2 separate regions of the Homo sapiens genome follow, and region 2 is linked to region 1. A link is a loop called in an ENCODE intact Hi-C map of the cell type or tissue named here. Cell type or tissue: GM12878. All regions are shown on one strand. Links, peaks and the distances in the headings refer to the core of each region. The heading gives the core; the rest is flanking DNA.

Region 1 (5,849 bases), core at 850-5,849:
TACCGAATTGTTCCCTTACCTCTTCCTCTAGGTTCAAGTTAATATGTTATTGGTTGCCTTCTATAATATGTTATCTCATTGCCTTTCCCAACAAGCCTTTGAGATAAGTATTAGGTCCATTTTATAGACAAAGAGACTGAGGCTCAGCGAGTAACTTGGCCAACAAGTTGCTCCCACTGCTCAACAGCAAATGAGCGGTGGGACCAAAATTCAAGCCTGTGTCTGTTTAACTTCAAGCCTGTGAATGTACTAACCGGTGCCCTGTGCCAGCTAGTACTTTGCTACAGTCATAACCTAGACTGAAGTGATAGCCATGCCCCTAAAACTCCATGCTGTGGTGACAGCACTGAGCAGTGTCCAAGAAGGCTTGACTTCTAGGCCTGTCTCTGCCACTCACAAACTTTATAAGGGAATAAAGTACATAGCAAGGTCCGCCTAGAGTTAGTAGCAGTTCTGACAAAGCTGTAATTTGTCAATATTCCGTCACCCAACCCAGGAATGCTCATTTTTAAGGTATTTGACTGAAACAGTTGAGCATTGCCCTTCATATAGTTTAAAACAGTGGTTTCAGAACCACTTTCCTCCAGACCATGGGTGCTCTGCAAGGTGAATGGAGTTGTTTCAGAATGTTTCAATAATCATCCCTACCTCATTCGTAAGTGGCATGTAATTTTTGCAATCGGAAGATTTTCATAAACCCTGGATACTAACCTAGACTGGTTTCTATATCAGATGGTGGCTTATTTAACATAAAATTATGCATTTTACTATTTCATGGTGGATATATCAATATGTTGTGGTCTTTTCCCAATGAACACTTTGATTTTCAGGGGTTCTGGACCCTGAACATGGGTTAAACCAGTGGTTCTCAAGGTGTGGTCTTAGCGCCAGCAGCATCTGCTTCCCCTGGAAACTTTCTAGAAATGCATATTCTCAGGCCCTCATGCCTGCTGAATCAGACACTCTGGGGGTGGGACTCAGCCGTCTGTTGTAGCAGTGCTTCCAGGTTATCCTGACAGTCACTCAAATTTTAGAACCACTAGGTTCTCTATATGGGAGAGAGTAGTCTTTGAACTTGGAAAACAAGAGAAGCTAAACCCCTACAGCAAGGGCTGGTGACCAGGTCGTTGCCAGAACCTGAAAGTTCGCCTCTGTATTACCGTTCCTGTCCCTAACCCAAGTCCTTCAGTTCTGGGTGCTCCAGCACACACTGCTTTGTGCTGCAGTGATACAAATGTATGGCTCATCTCCCCAGCTGGCGGGGAGGCATTTAACACACTGACTTAATAAATATTTATTGAGTAAAAGTATTTGCTCCTAGGAAGCGGGATCCAGGTAAGCCCTTTTTTTCTCTCTCAACTGCTTCTAGCCCAGTGCTCTTTATGTAGTAAGCACTAAATAAACAACTGCTAGATGTTGATCCAGAAAGTCACATTCCTTCTCTAAGCTTTAAGTTTCTCATCTTAAAAATAAGAGGATTGTATCAGATGGCTTGCCTTAGGTCTCTTTCAGCTCCAGAGCCCCAAATACCCTATGGTTCTCTATTTAGAGATGTTCTTCCCCACAGACTGCCATAGAACTCCTGTAATTTACTTAGTATTTGCTTGACAGTATGGAGAAGAAAGGGGAGAATCAAGATTTTATTTAAAAAAAAAGTAGCTAGAATGTGTATATGGTTCACAAAGGTAACAAGAATTATTGACATTCTTTCTTCTCTTTTTTCTTCCTCTTCCTTCTCTTTTCCTCCTTCTCTTCCCCCTGCTTCTCTCCCTTCTTATAGATGTGTCACCAGCAGTTGGTCATCTCTTGGTTTTCCCTGGTTTTTCTGGCATCTCCCCTCGTGGCCATATGGGAACTGAAGAAAGATGGTAACCAGCCTCTCATTATTCTCTGTGGAGGCCCCACTTCTAAGCCAGGACTCTTGGGCAGCCACTGGTGGGAAATCAAACTGAAATGGGCAACCATGCACTGGGTCCTCTAGAGAAAGCCATCACTCTGGGAAAATGCAATGCCATATCTCTCTTTTCTACTTTGATGGTATCTATATTGTTTGGTTTTCACATTGGATGACATTGGTACACTATGGTGGGGAAAGACATATGATATATGATATGGTGGGGAAAGACATATGACATATGATATTTTCCAATATTACTAAAAACTGTTTCACACAATTAAAATTCCAAAGTAGAGGATTTGCAAAGTATAACAACTGTGTTCGTTTCTCATTCCACCACATGATACTGCCCCCTCAGTTGGCACTGTGATGACTTACCTCTGACCAAGCACTTTGGAGGAAGCATAGGATTCAGACTCACATTGACTTGGGTTCAAGTCCTAGGTCTGTCAATGACTGGTTATGTGACTTTAAGCTGGGTCACCTCTAATCCTGAATTTCCTCAACTGTAAACTGGATGTTACAAAGTGGATGCCTACCACGTGGGTTATTTAGTGGGTTAATGAATGCAGAATACAACTCGACAGATAGTAAAGTGAAAGTAAATGTCAGCTAGTATTACTATTTTGGTTGTTTAAAATATCTTTCATGATTCAAGAGATACTTTTTATTATCCCAATGATCAGTAAAAATTATTAGTAGACTAATAGAATAGTTAATGGTAAAATAAGGAGTTCTGCCCATCCTTCTAGTATCTCACACTCAGTAAATGTGCATTCTGACCGTTGGCTGTACCTGAAAGACCCTCAGATTTTTATCACTGAAGCCAACATCATAATGTTGGCGATTACTATCTTTAATTGTATAATAATAATAGTTAATGTTTATTGAGTGCACTGTCTCACTTAATTCTCACAAGAGCCATATGAAGTAGAGACTGTCTGTATCCCATTTTACAGATGTTGGAAACTGAGGCCAGAGAGATTAAGTAACTTGCCCAATGTCACATACCTGGTAAGGGTGGAACAGGGACTTGATCCCAATTCTGTCTTGCTTCAAAGCTGGTGCACTTAAATTTGTGAAAACGTTTTTACAAGGACATGAAGTAATTTTTTCCCAGGTCTTTGGAGAGCTGAATAAGAGGAAATGGACATAAATTAAGGATGAAAATATTTCAGCTGATGATCAGAAATAATCTTTTGATATTCTAGAAAGTACCATCTTGAAATGGGTACCTGAAAGAAATCTGGGACCACTCCTCTCTTCTCAAGAATTTTAGGAAGACAGAATCCAGCCACCCCTTCTCCATGAGAATTTGAGAGATTTAGACACTCTCTTAAGTAAAGGCAAAGGCCTGAGCCAGGGGTATATGGCAGATCCCTTCCAACCCTGGGATTGTTAGCGAGCTCAGGAACCTTGGTCCTGGCATATTTGACCCCTTAGTGACTTCTGATTTGGTAAACCACAGAAATTCCAGAAAATCAGTGTGAGAAACTCTCCGAGGTGTGACTTAGGAGGGCAGACGATGCAGTGAGGCTAAGTGCCAGGTTCTTGATGCTCCTCTTCAGCTTTCCTCCTGCAGCTGTTTTCCCTGCTGTTGAGCAAACATCTTCTAGGGCTTCCGAGCCTCAGTTGGGACAGGAAAGTAACCATGCTCTTCAGGTGTCAGGGGGACAAAAAAAAAACCAAGAAAAAGCCAAAAGTGCCACATGGTTTTACATCAGCACAGCTAATCATTTCCCCAGAGTTGGACCCCAAATGCTTTTGACCTCTTATTTTTGTTATCCATTCAGTCCTTATAATCCAATTGATGTAAAGTGAAAACTTTATATTCTACAATGCTTTACATCCAGAGGCCAATAACGAGAACCACCATTTATAAAGCATGTAAGGGCACTGTGTATGAGCTTATATAATCCACATATCCACCTTCTAAAGCAAGGGCTAATATTTTTCTCATTTTAAAGATGATGACACTGAGGCTTACAGTAGTTGAATGTCTTGCCAAAGGCCACAAGACTGGAGCAAGGGCTAGAGCTGCTTCTAAATCCAGGCCTCTGCCACTCCAAAATGCAGGCTCTCAACCACTGTGACTCATAAACTTGAGCAGGCATCAGCACCATCTGGAGAGCTTAAGAACCATATAACTAAATCCATCCCAAGGTTTCTGATTCAGCAGCTGAGAATTTGCATTTCTGATCTATTCCAAGGTGATGCTGCTGATGGTGTTTCATCGATCATGCTTTGGGAACTACTACATTAAACAATTCTATTCAATTAATAATTTATGCATGGATTAAAAAAATGAATGAAGCTTTGCTATGACACACTCTGAAATACTATACTAAGCCATTCCTCAAAGGCCAGTTTAGACACTAGCATTAGGCATCCCTTGCAAAGCCCAAGAGACAAAAGGTCTGAGCTGTAGCCCTTGTACTTCTGACTTGCTGTGACCATGCTTAGATCGTTGGCCTCAGTACGCTTCTTCATTAAATGGGAAGACTAAGCTCTACTGGACTGCTTCATAAGAGTGTAAGATAGCTAAAAATAATAATAATAATAATAATAATGCAGAGAGAATGAAAATCTCCACTGGTGATTTAAAACAGAGGGAACGAAATCCTTAAATATCCATGGAAAATTGTTAAGAGAGTTTCTCTGTACAGTTGGCTGACTCCTCAGTCTATAAGTAACGATAACTAACACCGAATTTACTGTGTGGCAGACACTGTGCTAAGTACTTTACGTGCTTTTTTTTTTTTTCATTTAATCCTCAGTCAAATGTAAGGCAGATACTGTTATTATTATCATTTTACAGATGAGGAAACTGAGGCTCATGATAATGAAATACCTTGTTCCAAATCCCCCAGCTGGTTAGTGGAGACAGGATGACAGTCTTGGTTCGTTGTTCTCGACACCCTGAGCTTTTAACCACTATGTTACTCTGCTGAATATTGTGCCCTGCCGTATTCTCTATGAAACTGAAATTGTGCTGGAAGTTTCTCTCCCCCAGACCTTTGGCAAAGAGTCTTGTGCTGTTTGCAGTTTTTGGTATATTAAGGTGTTTCCAATCTGCTAAATAATCAAAGGTTACTATTAAAGGCAGCCTTCCAGTCAATGAGTCGATGGCAGCTATAAAACTCTTTGTTTCTCTTTTCCATGACCTTGAGCCCAAGCAGGGTCTCATGCCTTGAGATCATCTCAGCAAGCATTTGCCAAATACTTGTTGTAAACAAGGTTGTGTTTAGGCAATGGGGATGCCCGAAGGGTTAATAAAACACAGTCCCAGAGTTCCTGGAGCTTACAGCCTGGTTCTCCACTTTATGTGCATTCCAGTTTATGTCGTAGAATTGGATTGGTATCCGGATGCCCCTGGAGAAATGGTGGTCCTCACCTGTGACACCCCTGAAGAAGATGGTATCACCTGGACCTTGGACCAGAGCAGTGAGGTCTTAGGCTCTGGCAAAACCCTGACCATCCAAGTCAAAGAGTTTGGAGATGCTGGCCAGTACACCTGTCACAAAGGAGGCGAGGTTCTAAGCCATTCGCTCCTGCTGCTTCACAAAAAGGAAGATGGAATTTGGTCCACTGATATTTTAAAGGACCAGAAAGGTAATTCTATACCCTTGGATAGTATCAATTTTCTCTTTCGCTCATAAGAGTTAAAAACAACAACAACAACAAATTGAAAAGCCAAGTCATGGTGAGTGTAATGAATTAACATCAAGTCTCTTATTGATGTTAATTGATGTTAACCTCCATTTTCCTTTGCTTTCCTGGACCCTTTGGGTTATCAACCATCAAAATCTCATATTAAGGGAGTTTCATGATCAGTCTGAATGCTTAGCCTCATGTTTTCTTTAAATAATGGTGATATTATTTAATGGCTAATGGAAATTAACCGATAGTGTATCACTCTGCACTGGGGTGATAGCCTTCAAAAAATGAATGC
Region 2 (5,849 bases), core at 401-5,400, 440 kb before region 1:
GAGGAGAAAACATCTGGGATGGAGATATGGACAGCAGAGTGATAGACATGCTCTGTCTGGGAGAGAGCATATCGACTGGATGATAACATCAAATTTCCCAAAAAGATGATGTGAAGTGAAAGGGGAAGACAGCCTAGAAAAGGTTCAATCAGGAATAACCTCTGAAGAAAAATGAGGAGGAAAAATGCAAGGAAATCTCACCCTGGGAAGTCCAAGAGTAGAGTGTTAAGAAGGAGGCCCTCCCTGTCAACTACCACAGAGCCATTGAATAAGGTGGCTCCGTGTGCCTGTTGGATTGGACTACCAAGCGTATAATCTCGGTGAGAGCAATTTCAGAGGTCAACCAGGAGTGGAACCAGCCTATATTGCAGGGGCAAGAGTGGGAGGTGAGGAAGTGGAGACATAAGGGAAGACAACTCAGACTGTTGGCTTTGATGGGGAGCAAGAGATAAGACAGTAGCTGGAAAAGGATAAGGGATCAAGGGAGGGCTTATTTTTAAGATGAGGGCTTATTTTAAGATGGTGGGAGAGATGAAGAAGTTTATTTCTGTGAAGGAGCCAGCCAGAGAGTTGAGCGCAACTGAAGATGGACAGAGGAAGAGTTTACAGATAAGGTCAGATACCTGAGCAGTATGTACCAAAATGAAGTGCAAGTGGCAAGATTAGTCTTAAATTCTTAGATTAGAGGAGGGTGATCCTTCAACAAGGCCTGAAGGAAAGGAGGCAAAGATGGGTGAGGGATGTTACAGTGTGCAAATAGGACAGAGGTGGGGGACAGTTTTCCATGTGCTGGTTAAAATGCTCAGACATTTTAGGACAATTCCTTTCTGACTTGCTGTAGTAAATTGCTACTAATTTTCACTACTTCGATTAAGAAAATAGAATGTAGAAGGAATAAAGGTACCCGTCAGAGCATCATCGTAGAAACAAGAGTCTCAGCTGAAAAAATTTTTTTCTCTTAGGAATCATAACAACATAAAATATAGGAATTGCCATACTGGGACAGACACAAGTCCACACAGGCTCATAGTCTGCTGCCAACAGAGGTCCCACGGGATGGGCACCCAGAGGGCACAGTCATGCTGTACCCTTCCTTGATCTCAGTTAGTAGACAGAGAAACCATTTCCCCCATGACGTCAACCATAAAGGTTAGGTATATCCCAGCACCCATTTATGGCTCTGTCATGCATAAATATACTCAAACTCTCTGACTGCTTGTGCTATCCCCCTTGGGGTTCTGTGTTTCATTAGTTTATTTTCAACCGTGTGATACAAAATTTTAAAAACTCTATTTCCAGCTTATTTTGAGGTTTGAAGACTGATCATCTATCCCAGTAGGCATCAAACTTAATAATGCAAATGAAATACATCTAGCACATGATAAAACCCGACACATCATAAATGATTCATAAGGGATAGTGATGACACTGATGATGACGATGATGATAATGATGATGTTTTAATCCTCAGTAATCCTGCTTGCTCTAAGGCAGACTTGTTCAACTGGAGGCCTGCGCATTGCATGTGGCCCAGGACAGCTTTGAATGAGGCTAAACACTAATTTGTAAACTTTCTTAAAACATTATGAGATTTTTTTGTGATTTTGTTTTTCATCAGCTATTGTTAGTGTTAGTGTATTTTATCCATGGCCCAAGACAATTCTTCTTCTTTCAATATGGCCCAGGGAAGCCAAAAGATTAGACACCCCTGCCTAAGTCCTTGGCCAATTACTCGAAATCACATTATCTTTCCCATTTTACAGAAGGGCAAACTAAGGAGGGCCCATCAAAGTTATATGGCTTGATAAAAGGAATCAGAGAAGAAAAAAATGGAAGGTCAGAGAGCAGTTCACCGAAAAGTTAAAGCTTACAGTACGAGCTAGAAGCTTAAAGAGTGGCTTTGAGACATGCTGCCCTTACTCCCTGTAACCCACCTACCCAGTCCGGCCCTGGGGCTGCATTTGCTGATCAGCTGCCTTTGCCACAGTGGAGATCTAAACCCAACTCCGAAAGCTCTGGGGCCAACTAGCCTGACACGAATCCTTCAAGTCTAGTGTGCGAAAGGATCCATTTTATTTATTCTACCCTCATGATGGAAATAGCCCAAAACACGCCCTTGTGCTTATTAAGCTACTTCCCAGCCAAAGCCAGCCAGAGAATGTTAATTATCTCATCCTTTTTCCCATTCCACGATGAATTACTGATGTCCAGAGCATGCTATCTTTAATTGTGAGGTATTCCAGAATAAGCAGGTTATCGAAAATATGCAAAGGAGGAGAGTTTTGGTTCAGCCCTGGGAGGCTGATGTGGGAAAATTTATCCTTATTTATTTACATGGTAATGGGATGAGATTTTGCCAGCTTGCTAATAGGTTCTTAAAGAGAAACAGGCTTCCTGTGGCCTAATTAGAACGATTGGTTGCCCTGCTGCCACATAAAACACCAAACCAAGAAGGCCATGGTTTCCTCTTTCTAGATTCTTCTTCTCTTTGGGGGACCATCTGCATTATTTGCATGGGGGAGGCAGGATAGTAGAGTGGATGCAGCTTTCTCTGGTTTCAAGATAGCTACTCTCAATAGCTATTTGGCCTGAGATGGTGCATTTAATCTCCCCTAAGCCTCAGTTTTCCTATCAATCAAATGGGGATGGTTATGCTTTTCCCCTAAACCAACTTAGCAAGTTTGTTTAGAGGACAAGATTAAAACGTTGGTTTTAAAAGTGCAATGATCGGATTTTGTATCTCTGAAGAGCACACGTGATTTTCCGGAAAGCAAAAGACAGGTCGTAATCATATTTAAAAATAAACCTTAGCATTTTCTAAGTGCTTGGCCAATTACTCCAAATAACATTCATTCCAGAGGCTGCTGGGGGGTGGTGGTGAGTCACGTGATGAATGTATTAGATTGTGGAGCAGCCAGAGACAGCCTGCAGCATCTCATTCCAAAACCAGGCAGGAAACAGGCTGGGCCACAGATAACCCCAAATCTCTCTTGCAACAGCCATTGGTTTCCTTTTCTTACTGATGCCCAGAAACCTCTCTGAGGTCTTCCTACTTTGTCTTTACCCTTTTGGTCTTCTCAGTTACTCAATACATGTTTATTGTGTGCCTCCTATGTGCCAGGCACTGGGCTGGGTGCTGGGTAGAGACACAGTCTGGGGCGGGAGAATTTGTGGGGGAAGAAAAACGAATACACAAATAAACATGTAATTACAAAGGAAAGTAGAACTGGAGGCCCTGAGAAGGTACAGCAAGGCACAGCTAAATTATATGAGAGGGTCAGGAAAGGCCATTAAATTTGAACCAAGGCCCGAAAGCTGTACCCATCAGATCAAGAGTAGGAGAAGGGCACTCCAGCTAAAGGGAACAGCACGAGGGAAGACAAGGAGGACCTGGGGGTGTTGGAGGAATGAAAATAGTAGGGCGAGGTGTGAGTGTGCATGCATGTGTATGCACACGTGCACACACACACAAGAATGAATCATGAAGAGAGGGGAGGGTGGGGTCAGGTGAAGTAGCAGGGGCCAGGGAGGCCTGGGTTTAGACCCTGGCTCTGCTACCTGTTATCTGTGTGCTCTCGGGTAAGCCACATGGCCTCGCAGAGCTTCAGTCCCCTTGTAAAGGGAAATGAATGACGGGTAGCTTGTGAGTCAACCAGAGGCTCACCGTTCACTACAATAGCTTACGAGGCCTCTCTGATCTGACCCGTGTTAGCTCTTTGACTTTCTCTCCCTCCCCTCCTTAGCTCCAGCCAGCTGACCTCATGCACATGGGACATGTTCTACTTGGAGGCCTTTGCACTCGCGGTTCCTCTGCTGTCAGTGCTCTTCACCTGCAAGTCTCACTCCCTCACTACCCTCAGGTCTTCACTCAGATATCATGTTCTCAGCGAGTTCTTTCCTGACCACTTTGTTTCATTCTATTCCAAACATTCATCCCTGCTCTCTGCTTTATTTTTCTCCATTGCACTTAGCGTCGTTCAGCACACTCTGTATTTTACTTATTTTGTGCATTGCCTGCTCTCCCCATGAGAGGCTCTATGAAGCCATGGAGCATTTTGTTAACTGCAGTGTCCCTAGCATCTAAGGAGAGCATCTGGAATATAATAGGTACTTAATAAATAATGTTAAAAGTTTGCAAAACTTTCGATAAGCTAAGTAGAACAGTACTTCCCATGGAGTAAGTGTTGCATTCCTTTTAGCTGCTTTTTCTTCCAGCTCAGAAAGTTCTGTCCCATTTGAGCCCCCTGAAGGCTGAGCTCCTCTGTTCCCTTGGAATAATTCCCAGCTTTGTTAGCTCTGTGCCCTTCCCAACAATTCCTTTCTTCAAGGTCTTGTGCAAGTTCCATCTCCTCCACGTTTTTTTCTTTCTGACTTCCTTCTGTGGGCCTAAAAGATCTCTCCCTTTTCTGATCACTTCTAACACATTCAATCTTTAACTCTCATATGATTATTCTTTTTCTTTTTTTTTTTCTTTGAGACAGAGTCTCGCTCTGTCGCCCAGGCTGGAGTGCAGTGGCGTGATCTCGGCTCACTGCAACCTCTGCCTCCCATGTTCAATCGATACTTGTGTCTCAGCCTCTGGAGTAGCTGTACTACAGGTGCGTGCCACCACACCTGGCTAATTGTTTTTGTATTTTTAGTAGAGACGGGGTTTTGCCATGTTGGCCAGGTTGGTCTTGAACTTCTGACCTCAGGTGATCCGCTTGTCTTAGCCTTCCAAACTGCTGGCATTATAGGTGTGAGCCACCATGCCCAGCCCTATGATTTTTATTATTGACTCTTTGTGACAACCCCTGCCCTGTCTTTTAACCTTTTTGTCTTCTAACTAAGACTTTGAATCATAGATTCTTAGGATTTTGGACTGAGGAAGGGTCTTAGCAATATTTTCTTCACTTTTATATAGTTGAGGACTTTCTATAAGCTTCTTGAGGCATAGGTTTTTAATGTTCAATTTCTTTAAATTTCCTTATTACTTTATTCAAAAAATATTTATTGAATGCTATTATGTGCCAAGTCACGGATTAGGGACTACGATATGATAGTGAACCTGACATAGTTAGAACTTTTAAATTTTAACATCTTAAATTCTGACATGTTGGTGCTTTGCAATAGTAGATGATGAATAAATTTGTGCCAAAGGAGTGAATGCATGGACATTCATAACTGATTTGAAGTTGATTGTGGTAAATTGGCTTAAAAACAATGAAGTTGCCTTTATAAATACATGATTTCGGTCTTTCTTGGAAGGGTAGTAAATACTATTCCATGAAGAGTGGGGATGAGAAGAGGTGTGGAGAATATTTCTGAGTGAAGTGGGGAGGTCGGATTAAGATTCAGGCCCAGAATTAACCTCCCTGTGGGAGACCCATCAAAGTGTGGAAGAAGAGCGAGGGTAGGTTGAGTGGTGGTTACTATTGGATTAGAGGCAAATCAGCTCTTGATGTCAGTAGGCTGGATAAGGGAGGCTACACCCTGGCATCTAAGATCTCCTGGGAAGACTGAGACCCACCAGGCAGGTTCTGACCTTTCACTGGGAACCCCTTCTCTAGAGGACAGAATTGTCTTACTGTCTTGCATGGGAAATAGTTTTATGTTTGGTGATAGCTCACACTGTCAAATTCATCTATTTCGCTTCCAGTGCGCTCCCTTAGGGGGATATTGTACTGCCAAGTGGCCCTGTCTACGTGCCAGGCTCTAGTGGCTTCCAGAACCTGGGGTTCTGATTTCCAATGATGCTGCACTCCATCACTCAGCCTGAGTGCATTTTTTTTTTTTTTTTGACAGAGTCTCGCTCTGTTGCCTAGGCTGGAGAGTAATGGCGTGATCTCTGCTCACTGCAACCTCTGCCT

The links. Hi-C counts contacts between places; a loop is a spot of excess contacts. Peaks named below come from ENCODE experiments on the same cell type or tissue, not always from the same donor. Only the 100,000 strongest peaks of a DNase experiment are listed, where the experiment ranks them.
Region 2: a loop joins it to region 1, with 2.0 times the contacts of the local background. A loop is called at or near these places in 5 of 110 quality-filtered maps.

Annotation. Positions count from the first base shown.
Region 1 is chr5:159,322,714-159,328,562 of GRCh38, reverse strand. IL12B (interleukin 12B) reads left to right here. Exons shown (of 8, transcript NM_002187.3): 2 at 1,781-1,868; 3 at 5,234-5,509. The coding sequence starts at 1,781. Among named protein-coding and RNA genes, the nearest start is that of IL12B, 4.8 kb to the left of the region's middle. In GM12878, for the core only: no CTCF peak of the experiment used is centred there; no DNase peak of the experiment used is centred there.
Region 2 is chr5:159,761,550-159,767,398 of GRCh38, reverse strand. No RefSeq gene overlaps it. Among named protein-coding and RNA genes, the nearest start is that of LINC01847, 110 kb to the left of the region's middle. In GM12878, for the core only: no CTCF peak of the experiment used is centred there; no DNase peak of the experiment used is centred there.